2 separate regions of the Mus musculus genome follow, and region 1 is linked to region 2. A link is a loop called in an ENCODE intact Hi-C map of the cell type or tissue named here. Cell type or tissue: gastrocnemius. All regions are shown on one strand.

The links. A loop is a pair of places that touch in the nucleus more often than their neighbours do. Peaks named below come from ENCODE experiments on the same cell type or tissue, not always from the same donor. Only the 100,000 strongest peaks of a DNase experiment are listed, where the experiment ranks them.
Region 1: it touches region 2 in a loop (3-fold over the local background); 28 of 42 quality-filtered maps call a loop at or near these places.

What each region holds. Positions count from the first base shown.
Region 1 is chr7:123,010,090-123,018,089 of GRCm38, forward strand. It overlaps the pseudogene Gm6905. Among named protein-coding and RNA genes, the nearest start is that of Rbbp6, 44 kb to the left of the region's middle. In gastrocnemius, a CTCF peak has its summit at 7,703 (motif pointing right); DNase peaks (open chromatin) are centred at 3,582 and 7,712.
Region 2 is chr7:123,461,591-123,469,590 of GRCm38, forward strand. Aqp8 (aquaporin 8) reads left to right here and starts at 704. Exons shown (of 6, transcript NM_001109045.1): 1 at 704-868; 2 at 984-1,228; 3 at 2,599-2,725; 4 at 3,519-3,733; 5 at 4,996-5,130; 6 at 5,818-6,413. The coding sequence starts at 857. The coding sequence ends at 5,866. In gastrocnemius, a CTCF peak has its summit at 4,321 (motif pointing left); DNase peaks (open chromatin) are centred at 618, 840, 2,174, 2,535 and 5 more places.

The DNA of each region.
Region 1 (8,000 bases), 450 kb before region 2:
GTCGTTCTTCCTGTTCTCCACCATGGCACAAGACCAAGGGGAAAAGGAGAACCTCATGCTCTGCTTCAATATCTGCGTCGGGAAGAGCAGAGACAGACTGACCCGGGCAGCCATGGTGTTGGAGCAGCTCACAGGCCAGACCCCGGTGTTTTCCAAAGCTAGATACACTGTCTGGTCCTTTGGCATCCGGAGAAATGAGAAGATTGCTGTCCACTGTACAGTCCGCAGAGCCAAGGCAGAGGAAATTCTGGAGAAAGACCTGAAGGTACGGGAGTATGAGTTGCAGAAAAATAACTTCTCGGATACTGGAAACTTTGGCTTTGGAATTCAGGAAAACATTGACCTGGGCATCAAATACGACCCAAGCATTGGTATCTACAGTCTGGACTTCTATGTGGTGCTGGGTAGGCCAAGGTTCAGCATCGCAGACAAGAAGCGCAGAACAGGCTGCATTGGGGCCAAACACAGAATCAGCAAGGAGGAGGCCATGCGCTGGTTCCCAGTATGCTGGGATCATCCTTCCTGGAAAATAAACTTTATACAAAAAGCCAATAAAATTTCCTCAGAAATGGAAAAAAAAAAAAAAAACTTTTGATGTCTTGATCTCTGTGGGGAACTTGATCATCATCATGGTGTTAGAGCTGAGCCAGTGGAACATCACTACTAGTAACTGGTCCATCTTGATGATGCCGTTGAGGAATCATCATCTCTTTCTACAAAGGATGTAGAGCAAGACCTTTGAGAAGTGTGTACATCCGTCTGTCCTGTGTAATACAGTCTAGTAATGTCTTCATGACATTTAACCTTCCAAACTCTAGCTAGTGGCCATTGGTTTTGCCCTTTTCCTTTTTCTTTCTTATCTATCACTCTATCACTCTATCACTCTATCTATCTATCTATCTATCTATCTATCTATCTATCTATCTATCTATCCATCCATCCATCCATCTATCTCTCTATCTCTCTACCTCTATATCTACTATCTCTATCTCCTTTTTTTTTCTTTCTCTTTTGGAGACAAATTCTATGTAGCCCTGGCTGTTCTTGAACTCACTGTATAGACCAGGCTGACCTCAAACTCCCACAGCTCTGCCTGCCTCTGCCTCTGCCTCTGCCTCTGCCTCTGCCTCTGCCTCTGCCTCTGCCTCTGCCTCTGCCTCTGCCTCTGCCTCTGCCTCTGCCTCTGCCTCTGCCTCTGCCTCTGCCTCTGCCTCTGCCTCTGCCTCTGCCTCTGCCTCTGCCTCTGCCTCTGCCTCTGCCTCTGCCTCTGCCTCTGCCTCTGCCTCATGAGTACTAGATTAAGACATAGCCACCACATCCCACTGGTCTTGCTTTGTTTTTAGCCTTGAAGTTTTTCTTTTGAATTTGGCTGTGGATGTCTGAACATGTGTGTTTGGGGGCTTGCTATGAAAAAAACAATCCTGGGCCTCTGTCCTTAGTCTGTCCTTGGCATCCACCTTTGGTGGCCACTGACATCTAAGATTTGTAAAGCTCAAGAGGTGCCTTGCTGGTTTGCACGTGAGTCTTTTCCATCTGGAAAGCCATGCCTTTGGACTCTAAAAACCATGATTTATGGACAATAATTCCCATTTGTTTCTGCATTACTTTTTTCCTGAGATTCATTATTTGGGTTTATATTTCCTGGACTAAATTCCTGATTTTCTTATCCTTTCTTCTTAATTTCAAACTTTAAAAAAAATTATTTATTTGTGGGGCGGGGGTGTCACAATGCATGTGTGCAAGTCAGAGGACAATCTGCAGTAGTCACTTGTCTCCTTCCACCATGTAGGTCCTACAGATCAAACTCAGGTCATCAGGTTTGGGGGCAGGCATCTTTACTTACTTCTGTTGTCATAGCATATCTTAGTGTTCTATTGCTTGCTTTTCTGACCTTCTCCTTTTCATAACACCCTGTTCTCTTTCGTGGCCATAAGAGGACATGTGAAGATATGGTAGGTGTGGTAGTTTGAATATGCTTGGCCCATGGGAAGTGACACTATTAAGAGTTGTGGGTCTATGGAATGAAGTGTAGCCTTGTTAGAAGAAGACTGTCACTGTGTAGGTGGTCTTTGAGGGCACCAGTCCTCAAGCCCCACCCAGTGTGAAATGAGACCCTCTTCCTGGCTGCCTGCAGAAGACAGAAGAATCCTCTCCTGGCTGCCATTGGTTCAAGGTGTAGAACTCTCAGCTCCTCCAGCACCACGTCTGTCTGCATGCTGCCGTGCTTCCTGCCATGATGATAATGGACTGAACCTCTGAACCTGTACGCCAGCCCCAATTAGATGTGTCTTTTATAAGCGCTACCTGGGCCATGGTGTCTCTTCACAGCAATAAAACCTAACTAAGATAGTATATTTTTAAGAGGATTTCTTGGCACCGCTTGCTTTAGGAGTATGTGGGTATGAGTTTATCAGGAGGGGGAAGGGGTACTCAATGGATCATCTCATTTTAAGTTCTCCAAGTACTTCTCTTGCTCACAGAGGAATCCTCTGCTCCAGAATGGGGTGGAGAAGATGGGCTGGTACAGAACTGCACACCAGGAACTTAAGGGAGCCAAACAGGCTTTATGTGTAGGCCTTGAATGGACTGCTGGTATGCTCTCTATAGAACTCCTGCTCTGCCATGCAGGATCCTCAAGTCCACAGTTCTTCCACATACTGAGGCTCAAAAGACAACCTCATACTGGGGCCGCCTGAGGAGTTTACAAAATACTGAAGCCTGGGTGGGTGCTGCCTCCAGACTTTTCACTTCCATGATACATCTAGGATGTCTTCTACACACTGGAATTTAAAAATCTTCCCCAGTAGAGTCCAGTGTGCAGCCAAGATCAAAACCATGACTCTCTCTGGTTGGACATCCCCCGAGTTTGCCTCCAAGCTTGTGTTAGGTGGCTCCTTTGCAGCCTTGCCTTCATTCTTACTTCCAGAGTTACCTTCTACCCATCAGTAGCCAGTGTTAGGACTAGGTGTTTCCAGGTTCTGGTCATCTTATTTAAAGCATTAAAAAAATAAAGTAAAATAAAAGAGGGACATACCGATTACAAAGTCGCATAAGGGCTTTATCGAGAAGCAAGGCAGTGGTATAGATCAGATATGCTTTCAAGAGTGACAAAGGACCAGGTAAGTGGTAGAGTACTCAAGGGTCCTAGTTATTGCCCAGGACTTCTGTTATAGGGTGTTAGGAGAAGGAGGGATAAGTTGCTAAGGGATATAATTTGGGTGGTTCTGTAATTTGACTGATATGCTTGGATTGTGTAAGACTGCTCACGTCCCTTCCTGTGATGCATCTGATTTTAATCATATGCATTGCCAAATTTGCATAGTTATAAGAAGGTAAAGGAATTCTCTCTAAAAGTTCAGTCAGAGGACACGGTTTCACATGATTGACACGCAACCAAAACCAGTCTAGGCTGCGCTGATCCCCACTTTCAGGCCTAGACAAGCTCTAGAATGAATGTGAATGGAAACCAACCTGAGGTAAAAGTGTTTAGGGGTCAGCTTGCAGCAGCTGGGCTCTGAGGCAGTCAACGGCAGAGGGAGGATCAGAGCAGGACTGGGGAGCTCCGGTTCGCAGAGTCTGGTCCAGCATCCCTGGTGTGCACTGGCACTCCTCTTTGGCATACTTCAGCATATCTTTCAGTTGATAAATCATTTCTAGTTTGTCTACATCTCTGTCAGCCAGTTCCACACTGGTCTCTGCCTCCTTGACTTTAATTTTTTTCTTCATCATATTTGTTGCCATTTTAAAAAGACTTATTTACTTTATTTTATGTGTATGTACATTTTACATATATGTGCGCCAGGTTTGAGATATCTGAAAGGACAACAGAAGGCATCGGATTCCCTGGAACTGGATGGTCGTAAGCTGTCCTGTGGGAGCCTGGATGTGAACAGGGGTCCTCTGCAAGAATAGCCGGTGTTCTTGATGGCTGAACCAGGTCTCCAGCTCCTTTGTCTTCTTTTAAAGACTTTCCCTCAGAAGTTCAGACATTTCAGGCTCGGGTCCATCAGTCTGATGTGCTCATCCATCTCTCAGCCACAGATCTCTGCCAGCTTAGCTCATTTCTCTGGGCATTGAAATCTCCCTGATAACACCAGCTTACAAGCCACTTCTTCATGGGACCTCTCTGCTTAGCGTCTTTCTAGATTCCCTTCACCATTCAGAGTCTGGCTGTCAATCACTTTCACTCCTGATTGTCAATCACCTTCACTCCTGTCAATCACCCTCACTGCTAGCTGTCAATCACCTTCACTCCTGGTTGTCAATCACTTTCACTCCTGGCTGTCAATCACCTTCACTGCTGGCTGTCAGTCACCCTCACTGCTGGCTGTCAATCACCCTCACTCGTGGCTGTCAGTCACCTCTACTTCTCATGCTCTCGTCAGCTTCTTGTTCTGTATCCTTTGACATCTGCAGGCAGGTGCCCTGTGCCTCAGACACAACCCTCTTAGTGGATAAAGTGGTATCTCCTGGTTTTGATTTGTGTTTTTCTAAGGAATGAGAACCAAGACTATATTTCCTGTGCTTATTGCCTATTTGTGTATTTGAGGGAAATGTCTATTTCAATTTTTCCTTGGTTTCTCCAGGGAGAGTGTTTATTTGGTATTTTCATTTTTGTTTATGAGACAGGATTTCTTCTCTAGGATTTCTCCTAGCCTGGCTTGAATTCAACATGGAGCTTAGATTAGCTTTCAGTTTATGGCAATTCTCCTGCCTCATCCATCGTGCTCATTTTTGGATTCATTTGTTTTATTTTTCAGTGAGGTCTCACTAGGTTGCCTCAGAAGGACTTGAACACTTGGGTTCAAAGTCCCATCCGCCGTCCTCCGCCCGCCCCCAGCTTCAGACTCTGAGTAGCAAGAATCCCAGGCACTTGACCTTGTGTCAAGCTTCTCCCGAACTTTATTGGACTTGATCCTAGTTGACTTGTAGTCACACAGAATGGATTACAAATATTTCCACCATTCTGTGACTTGCCTTCCCGTGTGTTATCTTTCCACAAATTAAACAAAGGTTTTTAAACTGTATGATAATCAACATGTGTATTTTCTCTTGATCACCTGTGCTTTGAGGGACAGACACGAAACACCACCAGCTGAGCCCAAATCATGGAGAGCTACTCTGCGCTTTCTGATAAAACTTCCAACACCAAGCCTGCGCATTCAAGACCGGGATGCAGTTTGGATTGATTTTTCTCCATATGTGATATGAAGTGGGGGGGGGGGGTCAAATTTAAAAGATTATTTTTAGATTTATGTATTTAATCCCCGTGTTTTACCTACATGGATGTTTAGGTGCCCGCAGAGGTCAGAAGAGGTTTCTGATCCCCTGGGACTGGAGTCACATAGACACGTGAGCAGCCCTGTGGGTGCTGGGAACTGAACCCAGGTCCTCTGTAAGAGCAACAAATGCTCTTTTTTAAAAATTTTTATTTATTTACTTAATGTATGTGAGCAAACTGTCACTGTCTTCAGACACACCAGAAGAGGGCATTGGATTACAGATGATTTTCAGCCACCATGTGGTTGCTGGGAATTGAACTCAGGACCTCTGGAAGAGCAGTCAGTGCTCTTAACCACTGAGCCATCTCTCCAGCCGCACAACAAATGCTCTTAACGGCTAAGCCATCTCTCCAGCCCTGTTTAAATGTTTTTGCACGGGAATGTTTCATGTCCCTAAGCCACCTGCTGGGGAACTAGTATTTGCCCTGCTGAAGCTTGTCACCATTTCCAAAATTGCCTGATGACTGGAGTAAAAAATTATGTCTGGATTCTCAAATTTTAATTAATTAACTAACCAATTAATTATTACACCCACCACCACAGTTTCCCCTTCTTCCCATCCTCTCAGCCTCCCCATCCCACCCCACCCACTCCTCCTCCACTTCTCTTTAGAAAAGAGGACTTCAGTGGATGTCAACCAGCCCTGGCATATCAGATTGCAGTAGGACCAGCTGCATCCCTTCCTACTGAGCCTAGATGAGGCAGTCCAGCAGGGGGAAAGGGTTCCAAAGGCAGGCGACAGAATCAGAGACAGTCCCTGCTCAGACTGCTGGAGTCCCACATAAAGACCAAGCTACACTGTAAGTGAATTCTTGGGTATTTTTTGTTTGTTTGTTTTTTTCTTACAACCCTCTTGCTCTCTTAATTGCAGGGTGTTTCTATAACTGCTCCCGAGTGAATGACACAGAGACCTGGTATTTTTATTAATGAGCTTCTGGCCCTGTGCTGAGAAGGTTCTGAACTATTCTAGAACCCTCTACGCTGCCTACTATCCATCACATACCCATTTCTTGCTATCTGGTCTTGCCCTGGCTTATGGTCCATATCTGTCCTCATGGCTACACTCTCATCAAGACCCATGGCGAATCTTCCTGGTCCATCCACATGGTCTTTCCACACCTCCTCTACGTCCTTTTCCTCTTTCTCTTCCTCCTCCTCCTCCTCCTCCTCCTCCTCCTCCTCCTTCTTCTTCTTCTTCTTCTTCTTCTTCTTCTTCTTCTTCTTCTTCTTCTTCTTCTCTCTCTCTCTCTCTCTCTCTCTCTCTCTCTCTCTCTCTCTCTCTCTCTCTCCCATCTCTTTGGGACTCTGTCACTGGGCTCAGATGTCCTCTCCTGCCTAGCCATAGACTGACCAGCTCTTTATTAACCAATCAGAGATAATGGAGAACAATTTTTATTTAACACTGAGACCATAGGTGCAGAGAGCCTAGGTCAGTCCATGCAGGCTCCCTGGTTGGTGGTTCAGTCTCTGTGAGCTCCTATGGACCTGGATTAGTTGATTCTGTGGGGGATTTTGTGGTGTCCTTGACCCCTCTGTTTTCTACAATTCTTCCTACCCTTCTTCCACAGGATTCCTCTACCTCTGCCTAATATTTGGTTGTGGATCTCTGCATCTGTTTTCATCAGTTGCTGGGCAAAGCCTCCCTGATGACAATTACATTAGTGGCTGTCTGCAAGTGTAGCAGAGTGTCGTTAGCAGTGTCATGGGTGGACTCTCTTCTCATGGCATGGGTCTCAAGCTGGTCTTGCCTGGTTACAGGAGATGGTCAGTTCAGGCTCAATATTCCCCATTGCTAGAAGTCTTATCTAGGGTCACCCTTATAGACCTGAGAATTTCCATTGCCCTAAGTTTCTAGCTCATCCCAGAGATGTTCTTCTCCATTCCAGTCATCTTTCCCAGTACTCTCTCCCTATGCCCCCCATCCCTCCTGTTCCCAACCCCACCCAACCCATCTGGTCCCCATTTACTACAATGCCTATTCTATTCCCCCTTCTCAGTGAGATTCACATGTCCCTACCTTGAGCCTTCTTTGTTGCTTAGTTTCTTTGGGTCTGTGAACTTTACAGCTAATATCCACTTATAAGTGAGTACACAGCATATTTGTCTTTCTAGGTCTGGGTTACTTCAGTCAAGGTGATCTTTTCTACTTCCACTCATTTGCCTACAAATTCTCGTTTAGTCCATTCACTCATCTAGACAGAGAGATAATGTATATACGCTCACAGATATTTACCTATATACTAGTACCACCGTTATCCTTATAAGGCGCTTTTACATTAAGAAGTGTGAGTTCTCTAACTCTGTTCACAAAGTTTGTTTGTTTGTTTGTTTGTTTTATTTTGTTTCTTTAAGGATTTAACTATTTTTAAAAATCTTTTTTATGTGAATGGATGTTTTGCATGCATGCAGTACCTGAAGAGGCCAGGAGAGGGCATCAGATCACCGGGAACAGGAGTTAGAGATGTTTGTGGGTCACCATATAGGTGCAAAGAACCAAATCTAGATCCTGTGCAAGAGCAGCCGGTGTTCTTGCTGCTGAACTGCCTCTCCAGCCAGCATTCTAAAGGAACATTTAAAGACCATTGTGGTTATTCTCAGTCCTTTACATTTCCATAAAATTTTAGGCTCATCTTGTCTATGTTTGAAAAAAAAATGGCTGAGATTTTAGCAAAAAAAAAAAAAAAAAAAAAAAGCATTAAGTCTGTACATTGCTTCAAG
Region 2 (8,000 bases):
TGAGGGGCTTACACATATATTCTGAGTTCATGGACTCTGGCATTTTTGTACTGTATCTGGAGCTACCTTGAGTCCTTTTCATTTCTTCACTCATTGAAGCCCTGTAAGGATGCCATGCCATTAGCTCAGTCGCTGTCATTTGCCGATGAAACAGTGAAAGTGACTCGAGCTCAGTGGCACTCAATTGCGTGGTTAGCTCTTGGCTTGTACAAGCTGAGCTGGGGTGTCAGTGCAGGCAGTGTGAGCAGAGGGGTGCATCTCACTGGTGGTTCCCTGGCTTTGGGTAGGTAAGCCCGTAGGTCCTACTCCTACTCATCCCCAGGTTTCCAAAGTCCACCAGCTTTACCATACACAACAGTGCCATATTGTCCCTACTGCCTTAGGCAGCCAGCAGCCATCATCAGCTCACACACTCGCTGGGTCAGGTGATCAGGGTATTTGTGGAAAAGGTCCTGGGTGGGAAAGAGACCCACGAGGATGGTGGAATGTCAATGGTAGCGGAGCTGGCTGTTACTGAGTGTGCAGTGTCTCCTGCTGGGACCTTCCTCAGGCCTGAGCACTCATGCACATGATACAAGCTAACCACGCCTTTCCTGTTGCTGGCACTAAGCCCAGCAATCATTGATCCCACGTGGCCCTTGCCCTGTTGAGATTAGAAAAAAAAAGTTGACTCTTCTGGGCCACCTCCCATTCGGGCTTTATTGCTTTCTGGACACCTTTGGTGAATGTCCCCAGTCCTTTAAAAGCGCAGAGTCCGCTAGACTCTACCTCCAGTCTGTGACCTAGAGATAAGTGAGTACAATCTAGGGCAGCCGGCGAAGCTCCTGGTAGCTCTGGCTCGGATCTTCTTGAGCAGATGTCTGGGGAGGTGAGTCTGTTGCCTGGGCAAGGGCACTAAGGATTTGGTCAAGGCTGGGGGTGGGGGCTTTTGTCTTGGGGCCTCTGCCACCCATGTTTCCTGTCTTTTTTTCCCCCTACGGCAGACACCAATGTGTAGTATGGACCTACCTGAGGTCAAGGTGAAGACCAGCATGGCTGGCAGATGCCGTGTGTTCTGGTATGAGCAATACGTACAACCATGTATAGTGGAACTTGTGGGCTCCGCTCTCTTCATCTTCATCGGATGTCTATCGGTCATTGAGAATAGTCCGAATACTGGGCTCCTGCAGCCTGCCTTGGCTCATGGGCTGGCCTTGGGGCTCATCATTGCTACCTTGGGGAACATCAGGTGAGACCAGACCTCATCATTAGCTTAGTGCCAATCTGGGGAATTCTTGGGCACCCACTTATGGTCTTACAAACGTGGGGGTGGGTCATCTAGCTCTGCAGTCTGTGAAGACTATTAAATAGGAGTCATACTGTTACTACATGTTAAAGTTAGCTTCGAGCCAACATATACCCATTGCTAGCTATTGCCTCTGCTCTATACTGAGCATGATTCAGATATTTGATTCTAGTGACAAACTTAAGAAATAGGTTCTGTTATTTCCCGTTTTATATTTGCAAAAGAGAAAAGTCCACATCACTGAGATGAGGTATTTGCTACCAGGTGGTGGAGCCAGGAGTCAAATTCAAGCTGTCTGGCTTAGTGTCCAAAGCCGAGGGATTGTCTTGGGGAGATGGGATCGTGGGGTGCTCAGTATTCACTACTGTTGCTGCTACTCTTTGGGAGTGAATTGGAAAAAGCAAAGCGCCGGGTTTTTGTCCACTGCGATGCACAGAAAGTGCAGGGGCTTCAACCTGACAAGAGTGTTTTGTTTTGTTTTGTTTTTTAGAGGCAGAAAAATGACCATCCCTTGGTTTTTTATCTGGGTAGGAGCCCAGTAGAATGGGTTGATGGGAGGTGGGCTGTTTCCCAGAAGAGCCAGCTGTAATGGTAGACATTCCGATTGGGTCATCTGACAGGGGGACTGGGATAGGGCTGTTCTCTATCTCACTCGAAATCAGATCTGAGTGAGGACATTGAGTTACTGCCCTCTGGGAAGAAACAATGGACAGTTTATTATCTCTTTAAATGGGTGGGTGGGGGTGCAGGAGTTCTGGGCAGGGTGAAAGGCACATGACCTTCTATCTAGGTAGGCCTGGTGGCTTCCTGGCTGGGCAACCAAGGCGAGCCTCTGAGCTTGTGTTTAGCTGTGTGATGCAGAAGAGGGCAGCATCAGCTTCAGTGAAGCCCGGAGTATGACCAGCAGGCAGAGATGCCTGCTGAACACGCACCAACATCTTGCTTTTGCAGTCAGCTGTACCGACTGTAGGTACAGCACTTTGGCCACATTTCTGAAAGGCCAGAACAAGCTCTGAGGAGTTGGAGTAAACCATGGATGTTCTCTGTATGTGTTTGTCTCTAAGGCCAACTAGGGCCTGGGGTTAGGGCCTGCTCCACCCATCTGCAGCTACCTTTGCTCCTCTCACCCCAACACAAAGCTCTTCGTGGAAAAACGGGAGCGATTTGCACATTTCTGCTTATGGAAGGGACTGGGCTGACTCCAGCCTGCAGGCTCAGCTTGGAGGACAGGCTGAAGTACATATTCCCAAGGGATGTCCCTGTGGTGAGCCTTGGAGCATGTCCTCATGGCTTCCTTCTCTTCTTGGTTGTAGCGGTGGACACTTCAACCCTGCTGTGTCGCTGGCAGTCACAGTGATCGGAGGCCTCAAGACCATGCTGCTAATTCCCTATTGGATCTCCCAGCTATTTGGAGGGCTGATTGGGGCTGCCTTGGCTAAAGTGAGTGGTCCCTGCTGGGATAGGACTAGTGGCTTGGTACTGATGGAGTCCCCTTTCCCCTCTCTTACCTTTGGGTTTGCTTGAAATCTTAGAAATCTTTCTATTAGTCAAAAAGGCTACTTCCCGGGCCAAGGAGATGCCCCAGCAGTTAAGAGCACTGGCTGCTCCTCCAGAGGACCTGGGTTCAGTTCTCAGCACCCACATGGCAGCTCACAACCTTATGTAACTCCAGTCTTAGGGCTCTAACACTCTTTCCTGGCCTCTGTGGTTACTAGGCATGCACGTGGTGCCCTAGCAGGAGACTTGAACATGCCAGAGAAATGGTCTACCATAGAGCTTCATCCCCTGGATGGGCTCTGTATATAATTCCTGGGGCTCCTTCCCTCCATCCCTCCTGCTCCCCCTCCTTTCTATTCTTCCCTTCTCCCTCACTGTTGACTTCCACCAGTGCCTGTCCCCATGAGACTGACTCACTTTCAACCACTCACTCTGTTTTCTCAAGGCCCTCAGGTCCCTCAATGTCTTCATCTTGGAGAGCTTGAGGCAAGCTAGTTTTGCGCTCTTTTTCTCAGCGAAGATTATTTAGGGGGACTAGGGCCCAACACCCATTATCCTCAGTTTTCAAAGGTGCAAAGCAAGGCTCAGGGAAGTCTTGCAGCTTCTTCGGTTATACATGAAAAGGGGAGAAGCTGGGAAACAGACATGGCTCTGCCCAAATGCAGATGGGTGGGAGCACGGACCTGTGTCAGCTCCCAGCGTCTCTCGTCTAGGCTGAGTGGCTTTTCCTCCACAGGTGGTGAGTCCAGAGGAAAGATTCTGGAATGCATCTGGGGCAGCCTTTGCCATCGTCCAGGAGCAGGAGCAGGTGGCAGAAGCCCTGGGGATAGAGATCATTCTGACAATGCTGTTGGTATTGGCTGTGTGTATGGGTGCTGTCAATGAGAAGACAATGGGCCCTTTAGCCCCATTCTCCATTGGCTTCTCTGTCATTGTGGACATCCTGGCAGGGTAAGTATCCCTCAAAAGTGTGATGGCTGCCCCGTGGCAAATGGAGAGTGGGCTGGCTTTAGGCAGGCAAGAGGCAATGGTGGGTAGGTGGTATCAGGCAGTGCTAGGTGATTTTTGGCTAGAGAATATGGCCACCCTTCTACTTCATTTAGGGCTAAGTCAGAGGTCTGGATGAAAATTCCTAATTTCTGTAATAAGAAATAAAGCATTCCCTCGGGGTGTTGACTCTGTCTTACAAAAAATGATCTCTAACCCTGGTCTCTTTGATTTCAAGCTTCTTGTTAGTTTTGGGAAGGCATTAAGGAGACTCAGGAAAGATTTCTCCCTTGTATAGGTAGTCAAACTGTGGTTCCGAAAGGCAAGAAATGACTCAGGGTCACTGAGAGTCTAAAGAGACAAATCTGGGACAATTATTCACATCTGCTGAAATGTAAGAGGTCAACACCAAAAGTTCAGTTCCTTTTTTTCATTTGGACACAGAACCAAACCTTTCTCAGGCTCAGGGCTCTGTCCCCTTGAATGGTCCGGGAATGCCGTAGCTCAGCAGTAGTGGTGCTTTGCTGCCACCTAGTGACACTTGCTTCACTTACAAGTGTGCTCCCCTACCTGGATGGGCTTCTGGACACAGAACCCACTGAAGGTTATAGATCAGCCTGAAGGCACTGGGTTTGGAGACAGAACCCAGAGCTGAGGTGTGCCTTGGAAACAAGCTCCTTCTGGAAGTAGGGCCCAAGTCTGTGGCATGAGGTCCTCAGTGTGCCAGACACACTTTAGTAACCATCAGGACATGCACATTGTGTCATTTGTTCCTGGCTACAGCCTATGGAGTGGATACTGCCACCTCAGTGGATATGTAGAGAGGTTAGACAAAGGTCACAGAGTAGAACTGCCCGGGCTGGACTTTGAATGTAGGTCAACTCCAAAATGGGCGGAGCTCCTTGGACTTTGCTTTCTAGACTTTGGAAAGGAATGTGCTCCACTTTCCCCTCCTGTCGTGACTAAGCAGGTGCTTTTGCTGACCATTTGTTCTAGAAGTGTGTATGTATGCGGAGGGGCTGATATGATGGTCATGTAGCAATCACCCTTTGTCAGCCTAGAGCTAAGCAAGGCTCCCTTACAGCCTCTGGGATCCACCCAGGGGCCCTGGTATGGGCGTTTAGAGAGGATGTCTGCTTGAGGCTGGCTGTAGGCCTGATTAAGGATGTGGGTTTGAGGTAGGACCTTCTGAGATGCTGGTAACTTGGGTACCTATGTGTCTGCAGTGGTAGCATCTCTGGAGCCTGCATGAACCCTGCTCGTGCCTTTGGACCTGCTGTGATGGCTGGCTACTGGGACTTCCATTGGATCTACTGGCTGGGCCCCCTCCTGGCTGGCCTCTTTGTAGGACTGCTCATTAGGTAGGAGGGTGACAGAGAATCTACAGCTACTAGATTGGCATTCACATAACCTTGGAGGAAAATGGGAATCTTCAGAGGGAAGTGTGCTGCCTCTGCCTAAGGCCTTTGGCTCCAAGTGATAGAGATCCACTTTGCAAGGGGAACTAACTGGCTCTTAGGATTGAAGTGTTCATGGGTGTCACTGGCTCCAAGTAGGACTCAAATGTGTTTTGAAGGACTTGGGATAGTCCTATGGGTGGGTAGGCTTCATGTTTAGGTTGGCTTTAAAATATTTTTTTATCTATTTTTTTTACAACATATTTAGATAATATTCTTTCCCCTTGGAGCACCAATTCCTCCCAGACCTTCCCTATCTTCCCTTGGCTGTGTCTGGGAGGGCTGAGTCTGGGCTGGATGCGTAGCCTTCTTGTAACATTACCCACTGCAGTCTAGAGGCTTCAGGCTATGCCTGGAGCCGGGTGTAAAACACCACTAATCACTCCGTTGCTGATTTCTGAATGGCTACCCATACACACCCTTCTGGATAAGGTATGTGTGGGACCAGAGAGGAAACTGCCCACCCACTGCCTGAGAGGACTCAGCTCAGGAAACCACCCGTCTAGAGAGTTCTGGGCTTAGAGATTTGTAATGGAGAGCTGGGTCTTTCTTGCAGGGGAATAGAGACCTCACAGGGCAATTTATTTTTAGGCTCCTCATCGGAGATGAGAAAACCCGCCTAATTCTAAAGTCGAGGTGAAGAAGAACTGCTGGCGACGTTCCCACTGCCTGGAGTCCTCAGCTGCTTGTCCTAAGTTGAGGACGGAACAATTCCATTATCTCCTGCAGGACCTGAGCTAACAGGAGTCACCATGACAGCAGCTGACCTAGGCCTGGCTTCTCAGGCAGGCAGGCAGGCAGGCGGCTGCTGCTCTGTCCTGAGCATGCTCCTGGAAACCTGGAATTTCTCTGTGCTCATGGAGTGGGCCTGGGGCCCAGCCTAAAGACAGGTAGAGACCGCATAGAAAAAGAGGGTAGGCCTCTTTTCTTGCGAGAGGGCAGGGATTAGAAGGGCTGAGAAGGTGGAGAATGCACACTGTCCATTTCTTCAGTCCTCTTTCTTTTTTACTAGGTTGGGTTTGGAACCCAATTCATGCACACTAGGTGAGCACTTTGCTACTGAGCCCCTGCTCTCCACACCCTCTTTTCTCTTGATTACAGTTACAGAAGGTCTTTCAGGAGCCCAAAGATCTTGCTTCCTCAGCTCCCAATCTGACTTTGTAATAAATGGCTTAGCATTTCATCCCAGGTGTCTGTTGACTTGTCTTTTGTTTAAGACATGGGCACTGATGAGGAGGAAATAAAAGTCTGGGTGGAGAGGCTGGCTTGCAGAGCCAAGGTAGGTACTTATATGGTCCCTTTCAGAGTCTGTCTGCACTCAGATGGAGCCACTGTGGCATTAAGCCCAGAGCACAGTGTTCATTTACTTACGCTCTAGTTGGAAAACCTGCTGAAAATTGAATGTAAAACCCAGGGCCTTGGTGAATGCCCAGTACTACCTGGATATGGACCAATCCATTCATTGCACTCTAGCTAGGGATGAGGTGGGGGTGGGGCAAAGATGCAGGAATTCTTCATGGAAGGAGAACAGCAGCAGATAGCATAGACTGATGAGCCACTGGCATGTGGGTGAGAGACGTGAATAGAATAAAGAAGGGATAAGGAGACACAGTAGTAACACATCTTCCAAGTGGAGCATGTATCTACTCTAAGAACCATGGGGCATGGGTTTGATTCTCAGAACCCACATGGTGGCTCATGAGTGTCTCTAACTCCAGTCTCAGGTATGTCTGGCTCCCCACTCTGGTCTCCTGGGAATGGCATACACACGGTGCACAAACCTAAATACAGGTGAAACACCCACATACCTAATCTAAGAACACATCAAAAAGATCATCCACCATGGTCAAGTTGGCTTCATGCTAGAGATGCAGAGTTGGTTCAACATACAAAACCAGATAAATATAATCCATCACATAAACAGACTGAAAGAAAAAAACCCCACATGATCATCTCACTAAACTCAGAAAAAGCCTTTGGCAAAATCCAATATTGCTTCATGATAAAAGTTCTGGAGAGATTAGGGATACAACGGACATACCTCATCCTAATAAAGGTGATTTGCAGCAAGCCCACATCCAATATCAGCCTAACATTGGCCAATATTAAGCCAATATTAACATAGTTCCATTGAGACCAAGAACAAGACAAGGTGTCCATTCTCTCCATACCTGTTGATTATAGCACTTGGACTCTTAGCTAGAGCAGTAAGCCAAGTGGAGGAGATCAAGAGAATAGAAAAGGAAGATGCAAAAAAAAGAGTGTTTATTTATAGATTATATGGCTTTGTGCATAAAAGGCCCTAAAAACTCTGCCAGGAAACTTGTACAGCTGTTAATACACTCAGAAAAGTGGAAGGGTACAAAATTAACAAACAAAAATCAGTTGTCTCTTTCTATACACAAACCATCAGTAGTCTCCCTGTATACAACCAGTGCCTTCCTATATACAAACATCAGACTGGGAAAGAAATCAGCAAAACAGCACTATCTTACAATAAGCTAATTCCAGCCCCCCCTTGGGATAAGTCTAACCAAGAAACTGGAGGACTTGTATAATAAAAGCTTGAAGAATTGAAGGAGGAAACTGAGGAAGATATCAGAAGATCAAAAGAGCTGTGCTCATGGATAAGTAGGGCTAATACAGTGAAAATAGCCATCCTACCAAAAACAGTTTACAGGTTGAATGCAATCCCCATCAAAATTCCAAGGCAATTCTTCACAGAAATTGAAAAAAAAAAGTTTAAACTTTATATGAAAACTCAAAAAAAATCC